Linked DNA regions of Mus musculus: region 1 is linked to region 2. Evidence: chromatin loops called from intact Hi-C (ENCODE). Cell type or tissue: heart. All regions are shown on one strand. Each heading gives the region's core, and the rest is flanking DNA. Links, peaks and the distances in the headings are about the cores only.

Region 1 (5,391 bases), core at 270-5,269, 150 kb before region 2:
GGTTCTTGGTTTTATTTCATTTCAGAAACCCAGGTAAGTCATAAAAGAAAACAGCACAAAGGAGATGATGTGGGTATTAACTCTTAATAACTGTTCTCAACACAAGACACATTTATTCTCAGTTCACAGCAACGAGTCCATTCACATATACTCATTTTTTTTTTCATTCAAGAAATATCTTATTAAGACTCACCTTCTACAAGCGGGAAAAAAAACCACAATGAACTCAATGCGGAAATAACTAAAATGCAGTAAAGTGTAACGATGGGTGAATATATAAGACACGTCAACAGGAAGATGTCAATACAGTCTGTATAACAAACTGGTTTTGGATATCAGGCTCTGTGCTAAATACACATGGTGTTAACTGCTTTGATCTTCAAAAATTCCTTGGATGGGTGTGGTTTCGCCTCTGTAATACAAGTGAGGAGACTCTGCTAGTTGCTGAGGTCCATACATGCAAAAAGCTAAGAAGCTCTGGCATCTCCTCAGGGGACTTGGGTTCTTAGGCATGCCATAGGATGTCATCTGAAAACGCAATCTTTCTCCTGGGGAGGAATTTCCAGAAAGCCAACTGGAAGGACAGGAGTAAAGCAGGAATCAGACACTTTGTCCCATAAATGACCAGAGAATAGTAAGGTTTTTTCATTGGGGTCTTTATAACAACTCAGCTGTCATAGGAAAAAAGCAATACATGGACGATGGGCAAATGAGCATGATCTATTCTAAAACGCTGCATTCATAGCCCCTGACATTTGCATTTGGTTTCATCCTCACATGTTACAATCTATTATTCCTTTACACTAATTTTAACGTTAAAAAGGGAAAGCGGTTTTTAGATAGCAAGAGCATACGTTAATGGTCAAAGCTTCGAATTTCAATCGTCGCTATAGTTTGCTGTCCTCTGTTCACAAACTACAGAGTCTGTGCCCCGATGAAAGGCAGCGTGGCAGTTCTGCAGGCAGTCCAAGGCATTGTAAGCAAAGGAAGTAGCAGTTGGCAGAGACATAAGTAGGTGACCGAACAGGACTGCTTTGAAGAGCCATAAACAGAGCCATTGGCATTTAGGGCTGGAGGGGGGTGGAAACACAGGCAAAGGAACAGAAGATTCCTGCGAGCCCATGCTGGGAATTTGACCTTCACTGTGTGGGCAGTTGTGTGTGTGTGGGGGGCGGGGGAGTCACTGTGGAATTTGTGGTTTACATTTTGAAAGTGTCTCTCTAGTAGCAAGGTGAGAAACTGACAAAAGTCACTCTAAAGAGATGGAAGGAAAGGCAGGAAAGCACTTAACAGCTCCAGCTAACACTTACCAACTCCAGTAGTTGAGCCAAAGGCCATGTGAATGGGCTGAGTCATCTGTCCTGTCTTCCCCCTACCCATCATGTCCTTTCTAGACTCAGTACCATTTCAGATGATATTTCTGTCTCTGGAATTCCTTTCCTTCTTTCGTCACTTAAACCCTTCTACCCTTCTGAGTTCCATTCTGTCGTCCCGTCTCTAAGAAAACCTGTGCTATAAGTCGTCTTACACAGGAGGACTTAGCTTCCTTAATAATCGTACTTGGGACATTGGCTACAAGTAGTTCTGCTGTGCCAGACCATAAAGCCACGTGCCTACCATATTACCTATGGCTGCAGTATTTACATTAGAGAGAAGCTCAGTCAATAAGCAGAGAGGGCATGAGGTCAGAAGGGGATAGTTACCACACAGAAACTGACTGGGATCACTTGACTGAACGGTTGACAAAGAGAGAGACCACTCACAAAGGGGATTTCCTAGATTTGCCTCAAAATATTGAGTGGGACAAACAGAGAGAATGCAAGACAGAGATCAGTTTTGAAGCAGTTGTGGAAATGACTTTGATCATGTCATGTCTCCCAAATGATACTTGAGGAGGTTCATCAGTAGACTGGTATCTGTTTCCCACCACGAGAACACAAGTCCTGACACTGGCAGACGCAACAGCACACATTCATAACTTGACCTCCTGCTTTGAACTCTTTCCAGGAAGCACGTGCCCCAAGAGTCAGAATTCCCTTCCAGAAATACCCTTTTCCTTGTGTGTTCTGCCTGCTTCCAATACTGAAGAAAACATCTGTGCTCTCCACTTAAACCGCTAGCCTAGCCGCTTTTTGCTAATTCACCACTTTTCCCATAGCCCCTGACTTCCCGCCATGAATATTCTCTGATCCAAATAGCACCTCATTTTTCGTTCATTTCCACTGTTTTGTTCCTTTTCTACATGCTTTTCTACCCTGCTTCCCGTTTTCTTTTTTGGCATGCCCAAAGCTCATCTTCCTGTAGAAGCCAATTTAATGTCCATCTCTTCCTCAGTACTTCCTGAGGCCTAGTACATAATCCTTTGTCCCCTTCCTTGAATTGTCTTAACCCGCATGGACCTGTTGCTCTGATAATAATACTTCCTTCTGCTCTGGGGATGTAGCTCAGTCACAGGCCTTACATAAGGAGCCCATAGATTTGATCCCTAGGATTACGGTATCATAGCATGTGGGCTTTATAAAATATTATACCCAGAACCATTGTTTTACAATTATGAATTATTGACTGAGCTAAAAGTAAGTTTCAAACTCTTTGTACTTTAAAATATACAAATAACCAATTTGAAAGGGCTATTGCATGACTAATAAGAAATCACATGTGTTTGTGCTACTCACCTCATATTATTATCATCATTAGTATTTGTGTTTCTAGAAAATTTCCTCTAGTCACATTACCACCTCAGTAGCAATAGGTCTTTTTTTTTTCTCACACATAGATTTTTATCTGGAAATTGTTTTATCTTGTGGCTTGATTCCACTTGCTAGGGTGTGTGTGTGTGTGTGTGTGTGTGTGTGTGTGTGTATTCCACATCCTTTCAGAAGAGTCATCTAAAAGCCAATGACCCTGGTTTTTATTTAATCAGAAGTCAAGTAAAAATATATTGAGCATATAAATCACTTGAAATTCCATATTATCCAGTAAAAGTTGAAGATACATTGCCCTGCCTGTAAAGATTTAATGTTTGGCAAGGAAGCCCTAAACATGTGGCATAGAAAAGAAAATGAGCTGAATCTTGATTTGGAAAAACCCTACTTGTGGCTACCAGATCCGTGGGCTTAGGTTTGTCATTCAGTGGTGAGGTCCAGGGGGTTGTTTATATCAGGAAGTAATAAGATTTACTCTGAACAGATTTGGGAGAAAGATTAACATGCGTGATCTGAGAGAATGGGAGGAGGTTGGGGGTTAAAAGCTTAAGCCAGGATGCTCAGGAAGATGAGGAAAAGAAGAGGCGGTGAGAACCTAGTCAAAACTAGAGGTGATTACCAAAGACTTATTAGTTGGTAATGTAATTAAAATATATTTTTTATAATTAATTTTTGAGAACTTTATGCATAATTACTGAATTTACTTGATTTACAACCCTCCCTCTTCCTATTACAACTCCTTCTGTGTTCCTCTCTCTCAAACTTACCACCTCTTCTTTAATTATATGTGTATGTATATATTATATATGATGTGTATATCTATTATATATATATGTGTGTGTATGTATATGTATATGTATATGTATATGTATATGTATATGTATATGTATATGTATATGTATATGTATATGTATATGTATATGTATATGTATATGTATATGTATATGTATATGTATATGATGTATAACCTGCTGAGTCCATTTAATGTTTCTTATACGTATTTGTTTAGGGCTAACCTCTGGGGATTGGGTAACTCATCAAAGACTCATGCATAGAAAAGTTTGATTCTCCCTCTGTTAGTAACCATTAATCACTTATAATTCTTTCTGTAAGGGTAAGGATTTGAGACATTTCCCCAGACACCCTGGCACACGAAGTGATGCCATTGCACAAGTTTTGTTTCTGTGACTTTCTCTCTGAGATTTCATGGTCAGCTTCCCTGCCACATATGGAAGACACTATCCCACAGCCAACTTTCTGGTCTTCTGGCGTTTACGATTCTTTGTCCCTGTCTTTTGCAATATTCTCTGACTGGGAAGTGTAGGGGTTGGGCTGTGGATGTATTACTTGGGGTTGGGCACCCCATGGTCAGTTCTTCTCTGCCTTCTGACCAGTTGTGGATTTCTGGGGTGGTCTTCACCTGTGGTAAAAGGAAACATCTTTGCTGGGAGATGAGTGCTATAATTATGGTTGTTATAAGGACCAAAATCTGGAGTGCAGTTAGAAATTATACTGGTTCAGGAAAATGGCAGCAGTGGGCTCTCCTCTAGGGTCTGTGACCACCCTAGCCATGAGGAGTTAATTTGCAGTAACCATGGAAACTAGGGAAGTTAAAAAGTGACCATGAGGGTCAGGTAGGAGTGGGTGAGGGGTGGGGGTTGGTGGAAGGGTGTGTGTGTGTGGGAGTTCTACAGAGGGAGATAGAACATAAATGTCACCAGATTGGAAATGAGAAAAATGGGGGCAGAAAATTTGATTGGGATGGGAGAAAGAAGGTAGCACAAAGGGAAAGAAAGGAAAGAGAGATAAAGAACAAAAAGACATTTAAGAGAGACATGGGGAAACATTTTCTATTTACTTAGAATACATTAGATATAACTAATATATATATTTATATTTTATATTTATACTTATATGTTTTATTTGCACATGTATATATTAACATGTACAATTTATATATAAACAATGTATATTAATAGTTTATGTTTGTATTATGTTTTATTTATACATGTATACATTAACATATATAATTTATACATAAATAATATATAATATATAAATATGCGTACATTTAAATGAAGGTATATCATTTGGCATCTGGGGTGATAATGCTTCCCACAAGAGCCTTAGACTATCTAGCGAAACACTCAGTGCGAGACATGGGAAACATGCCTTTGAGTTGTTGGTCACAGGAGTAAAAAAGACTCTTGGGAAAGATATGTTATTGCGTGGATCTCAGAGAGCTCGCATAAAACAGCATGAATTCTAGGACACATGCGCATTGTAAGACTTGTAGAAAACCAAGAGAAGGAACAGCACAGGCAAGCTGAGGAGTGACATCATGACGAGATGTCCCTGGTAGCTGTGTGCCTCCTGTCCTCACAGGAATTCCAAGGAAGGGGCAAAGTCTGAGAGTAGCTTTTCTATTAGTGCTTCTGGCTCCCAGAGAGATACTTGTAATTCTATTTGCCTTCTTAATATACCATTTGTCTTACTACTAACATCCTCGGCATACCTTGAATATATATGGACTGTCTAAACACAACAACTGCCAGAAAGCATCTTTATTTATAAATTCAATTTAACGGTAACACATCAAAGATTTCTTGATGGATTTCACTTTTCCCTCACACCATGGGTCTGCCTTCTTAAATTTTGAAAAACATTCTTTCTCTTCTGTGACAAC
Region 2 (5,391 bases), core at 210-5,209:
GATAGCTCAAAACCTGCCCAAACTAGGCTTCCAGCTTGTAGATAAAATACCAAGATTTTGTGTCTTTTGTATGGACGAGCTAGAATAAATAAATCATTTATAAGGATCATCACCAATCAAAGCAAGTGTGATGAGAAAGGAAAGAGGCCTTATTCAACACATGCATAGCTTATTCTGACTTCACTACTTTCTTTTCTTTTCTTTTTTCTATTCAATCTGTATTTTTTTAGAGAATTTTTTGGTATTTTTTAATAATTTTTTAAATTTTAAACTCCAGATTTTATTCCCCTTCTGATCTACCCTCTGACTGTTCCACATCCAATACCTTCTCCCAGCCCCGTTGTCTCCATGAGGATACTCCCAATCCCCATCCCACCAGACCTCTAAATTCCCTGGGACACAAGTCTCTTGAGGGTTAGGTGTATCTTTCCTGACTAAACCCAGACCTGGTAGTCCTCTGCTCTATATGTGTTGGAGGCTTCATATCAGCTGATATATGCTGCCTGTTTGGTGGTCCAGTATATGAGAGATCTCAAGGGTCTAGGTTAATTGAGACTGCTGGTCCTCCTACAGGGTCTCCCTCCTCCTCATCGTCTTCCAGCTTTCCCCTAATTCAACCACAGAGGTCAGCAGCTTCTGTCCATTGGTTGGTTGTAAATATCTGCTTCTGACTCTTTCAGCTGCTGCTTGTTGGGTCTTTCAAAGGACAGTCATGATAGGTTCCTTTTTGTGAGCGCACCATAGCTTCAGTGATAGCGTGAGGCCTTGGGACCTCCCCTTGAGCTGGATCCCACTTTGGACCTGTCGCTGGACCTTCTTTTCCTCGGGCTTCTCTCCATTCTAACCAAAACAAATCATTTTCGGGAAGCTGCCTGGCTCCTTGTGTATTCACAAGGATATATGTGCCCCGAAAGCTTCATAGAGCTGGAGCCAAGTTCGGTTCTTTCCATCATCACTCTTTGTACGGGATTTTATGAAAATCAGGTGTGTAATACAAAGAGTCTAAGAAAATCTGTTGGAGCTCTACTCAACTTCTGAAGTTCTGGCAGTTAAAACTGTTAAATGCACTTAGCTGCAGGCAATATCGGATTCGTCCATCTACTGCTGTAGCCTGAGCAAACTAATGGCACAGCCTCCAAGTCCAGCTCTTTTCTGATTTTTATAAAGTTTGGCTAGATACAAGTCATGCACACTTCTTACATTGTATCTGCAGCTGGCTGCTTCAAACTAGAACGACTTGAGGTATGTCTTCATTGATATGTCAGCATTGACACAGAGTCGATGCCACCTCTAAAACTTGAATAATTTATCATCTGATTCAGAATGTTGTTGACCTTAGAGTACCATTAGAGTATTCTGGATAAAGTCCTGGTGGGATCCAGACAGCACATCCTCTTATTCTGCATCTCAGTCTGTGGGGATGGAATGGCCATTTCACCTGGGTAGCCTAAGACCATCGGAAAACACAGAGACTTACATTACAATTCATACCAGTAGCAAAGTTACAATTATGGAGAAGTAACACAGATAGTTTTATGGTTGGAGCGTCACCACAACATGAGGAACTATATTGAAGGGTTACAGTATTAGGAAGGATGAGAACCACTGCTCTTGGTTAGTGCTGAACCTACCTTGAAATTGAAAGTCAGGAAATTCATAGTTTCCTTTAACTAGCTTTATCATTCAGATCTCCATACCCAAAGAAAACTTCCAATGAAATAGTAAGACATTTAACTCACCTTGTCTTTTAGGCAATAATGTCTGGAAATAGAGCAAATAGCTCACCTGACAAAAGCAAATATTTACTTGACTAGTTCCCATTCACAGACAAGATCAGACTATGAGCTCAGCAATTTAAGGTACACCCCCTAGAAATACACATGGCATATTTAAATGATATATATTTATGGTCAGCTATCTTAAGACCTTAGGATTCTCAATGCATCTTTCTCATTCTAGCATGTAGCACAATATATAGTGTGCTATGTGAACACACATTGGAATATTTGCCTGAACAGACAAGATTGAAGTTATGCAAAGATATAGACCTTTGCTTGAGTTATTGAACAGATTACAAATGAATTTTTCCTTTCCAAAAGAAGTGGGGGGAATCACTTCACAGGATTTTTTTTCCTTAATGCTCCTGCAAAGATCAAGTGTTTGCTATGGGCATACTCTGCACAACTCCCATTGTTTTTGTTATATAATGGTGTTTCTTCCAAGATTCATGCTAAGTCCTAGCAGCCAACATCCAGACAATGTACAAGTTGAGCAGAATCAAAGAAGTGAAGGGCAGTTAGGATTTCCACCATATAGTCCTCACCCTAGGAATCCTTAACTTGGTTGGATGAAGGGTGTAGCAATTAAAGATGGACCCATCTAGATGAAAGCAGTAATTAATGTATCATCAAGGCACTCTTTGGGAACATGAAAACACCATGAACCATGTGCCTAGTCAAAATCAATCTTCCAGTTATGTGTCTCCGCTTAAATGCAATGATAATTTTGGAGGGAGGGTTACCATTTGAAATACTACTGAGATGAATCACAGGGAATTTGTGGATGTCATTCTGCATTGCCCATTGCAAAAATCTTTTCCCCTGGAGAAGTGAGCCAGCTTAAGAGAAACCCCTAATAAGAAGAAACTAAGCAATAGCGTCCTCTGCCACTGGAAGTGAAGAGAATATGGACCTGGAGTGAGGGAGAGGGGGGAAGGATAATTTGGTTGCACATAAATACTGTGAAGGGAAAAAGGACAGGCATCTATTTTTAAGCCTGTGTCCTGGGAAACTATATTCCCTGTGCTTAAAGCCAAGAGCCTTCTTACACAATAAATAATTCAGAAACCCCACAACGAGTGCCTGGCTAGGACACCTACTTCCTGCAAGCTGCCTTTTCAGCTAATCTTGGAAAAGGCCATGGATCGACCTGCAGCTCAGACGGAATCTCTGCTTTCCACCTAAGGATTAGGAGCAAGGCCCTCAGCCAGAGGACATTAGGCGGAAACCAATACAATCCTGACATTGTTGGGGCTATTTATAGCTTATTGTTTCAAGAATTTGGAAATGACTGGAGTCCTTGTGGCAAACTTGAGATCTCATGTATGAATTTGGCAGGCTCTTTTCCTGGAGCAGAATTCAAAAACAAACTCAAGATACCGTGCACTATTGAAGGGAAATAAGACAACCCCAAACTCCCTTCTTTTTGCCCTTCTGGGTCTCTCAAGTTCCTTCCCTGACATTCACCTCAAATGACTTTAGTGAAAAAGTCAGTAGGTTTGAAGTTCTCACAAATCCCAACTTTTTCAGGGCAAAAATGCAAGGAAGCAAGATGCTCAAATGCTTGCTGTTCAGTTGATCACTGAATTTAGTGTGATCTGTGCAATGCTAAGAGATTCACATGTATTGATGCAAGTCAATGGCTAACATGCAAATTACAACTTTGGTGGAAACCCCAAGATGCCATTGAATGCTAATTTATGACTCCATGGAAAGGCACTATGTACCAAGGCAATCAAGGCTACATTGTTAAAGGATGGAATGTCTGGTGTTTGTTTGTTTGTTTCTTGTCTCCTCAGACCCCAATTTGTGGTCCTTCTGAGCTCTTGTAGAATATATATAGTCAGTTAAAAACTCCCATAAAGGCAGTAAGAAAGGTGGAGAAATGTATTCCTCAAGGGAAGAAGAAGGAGGAGGAGGAGGAGAAAAGAAGAAGGGATAAAGAAGAAAGAAGAAGGGGCAAGGGGAGGGGAAGGAGAAGAAGAGAAAGAAAAGAAAAAGGCATTTTTGTGTGAATGGCAATTTTTTCTTTCTTTCTTTCTTTTTAATTTCTGCAAAATTTTAAAACTCCTCAAGGTTACTGACATATGCAGGTGAATAGCAACATGTTATTTCATTATTTGCTGGGCTAGAGAAAGAAATGAGATAAAATTCTTTGGGGCCTTGAAAATTGTATGTCCCATTGAAAAGCCTCTATAAATCTGTCAAGTAAACAGCAGGTGTCCCTACCCTTTGCTCTCACTCCTCTGCATGCGACCTCAGAAAGAGCAAGCAGGAAACGTCCTTGTCTACTGATATTTCCTCGGGCTGCCAAATGCTTATTTGCCCCAAGGGGCATTTCTGGGGTCTGCAAGGGAAAATATTTCAACTATTATGGCTGTCAAACCAGATGGCTTGGACACAGGTATTAGGTCTAATGACAAAATGGGAACCGGTCGCTTTGATCAAGTCAGTTTTTATTACTGGGAACACTGACAGGTGAACCAGGCTGCTGACTGGAACTGCACTGAAAGTTGGGATGGAGAAAAGTAAAGTTTTAAAATCATCTCTTTACAAATAAGGGCATCTAGCTACTAGTTTTTCTAGATAAGCTGTGGTCTTTGATCTAGAGCAAATGCCTCATGGTTATGGAGGTCATGGTTCAGCAAAAAGTAGAATGCCTGGACGTTGGTTGTGATATTCACCTACCTTCTTTAAAACCAGTGTGTTTGGAAAAAGATAGAAGGTGTTATGACACAGAGAAATTAGCTGTTAAATATAAAGAGATACGTTCTTTGAATGGGCTTTTCAAAACCTAGAATAGATATGATGATTCAGTGTTACAGCCTCCTTGTCTTCCAGGTTCTGTTGCCCAATGTATCTATTAGTTCTGTTATACCTCCCATGATTCTTAAAATCCTGCTTTGTTCTCCTATTAATGCAGGTTACATCTCCATAGCGCCTTTTATCTCCTAGCATATTGCAAACATCAATTAGCTGAGCTACCCATCACCCCTATGTGGGTAGAAATACCCTATTATCCTAATTTGAAAGCTGGGAGAAAGAGGTTAAGTGAGGTAAGGTGACTTGCTAGTCGGTGGCAGAGGCTGAAATGGTCTTGAAGCTTGATATTTGGTCATATACATTAACTAGCAGGTGGTGCTAACAACTAACATGAGAACTTCTAGGGTTGGTCTTTGTAACACTTGGGGATATAAGTAGTAAGGTCTATTGCATAAAGTCCTCCAGTTTTCACATTATTCCACTTGTGCTTCTAAAAATAAAGTTCCTTTGAGAAACCTAAAGAGTGCCTTTCAACTTAGCAACTAAAACAAATATCTTAGAAACTAAACGTATTTTGTTATTCTAGGTAAAGCTATTGTCCAAAGCCTGGATCAGGAAGAAATGGCTGCTCCCCCCACCCCAAAAGGCCATATAAAATGAAATTAACCTTTGATAGTAACAAAAGTAACCATTCACTGAGCACCTGAGCTCATACAGTCTTGGAAAGGATGCTCAGCCCACATCTAAAAGCTGCGAAAATTAAAATGCATGGAGATTAAAATGAATTATCCAATAGCTGGTAAACAGGGACCCCCACATTCAAATGCAGACATTCTCTCTCCAGAGCCCA

Evidence for each region. A loop is a pair of places that touch in the nucleus more often than their neighbours do. Peaks named below come from ENCODE experiments on the same cell type or tissue, not always from the same donor. Only the 100,000 strongest peaks of a DNase experiment are listed, where the experiment ranks them.
Region 1: a loop joins it to region 2, with 6 times the contacts of the local background. A loop is called at or near these places in 3 of 42 quality-filtered maps.

The regions. Positions count from the first base shown.
Region 1 is chr10:99,837,341-99,842,731 of GRCm38, reverse strand. No RefSeq gene overlaps it. Among named protein-coding and RNA genes, the nearest start is that of Gm35437, 63 kb to the left of the region's middle. In heart, for the core only: no CTCF peak of the experiment used is centred there; DNase peaks (open chromatin) are centred at 2,021 and 2,361.
Region 2 is chr10:99,684,764-99,690,154 of GRCm38, reverse strand. All of the region lies in intron 4 of Gm35101 (a long non-coding RNA gene), which reads right to left. Among named protein-coding and RNA genes, the nearest start is that of Gm35101, 27 kb to the right of the region's middle. In heart, for the core only: a CTCF peak has its summit at 3,072; a DNase peak (open chromatin) is centred at 2,924.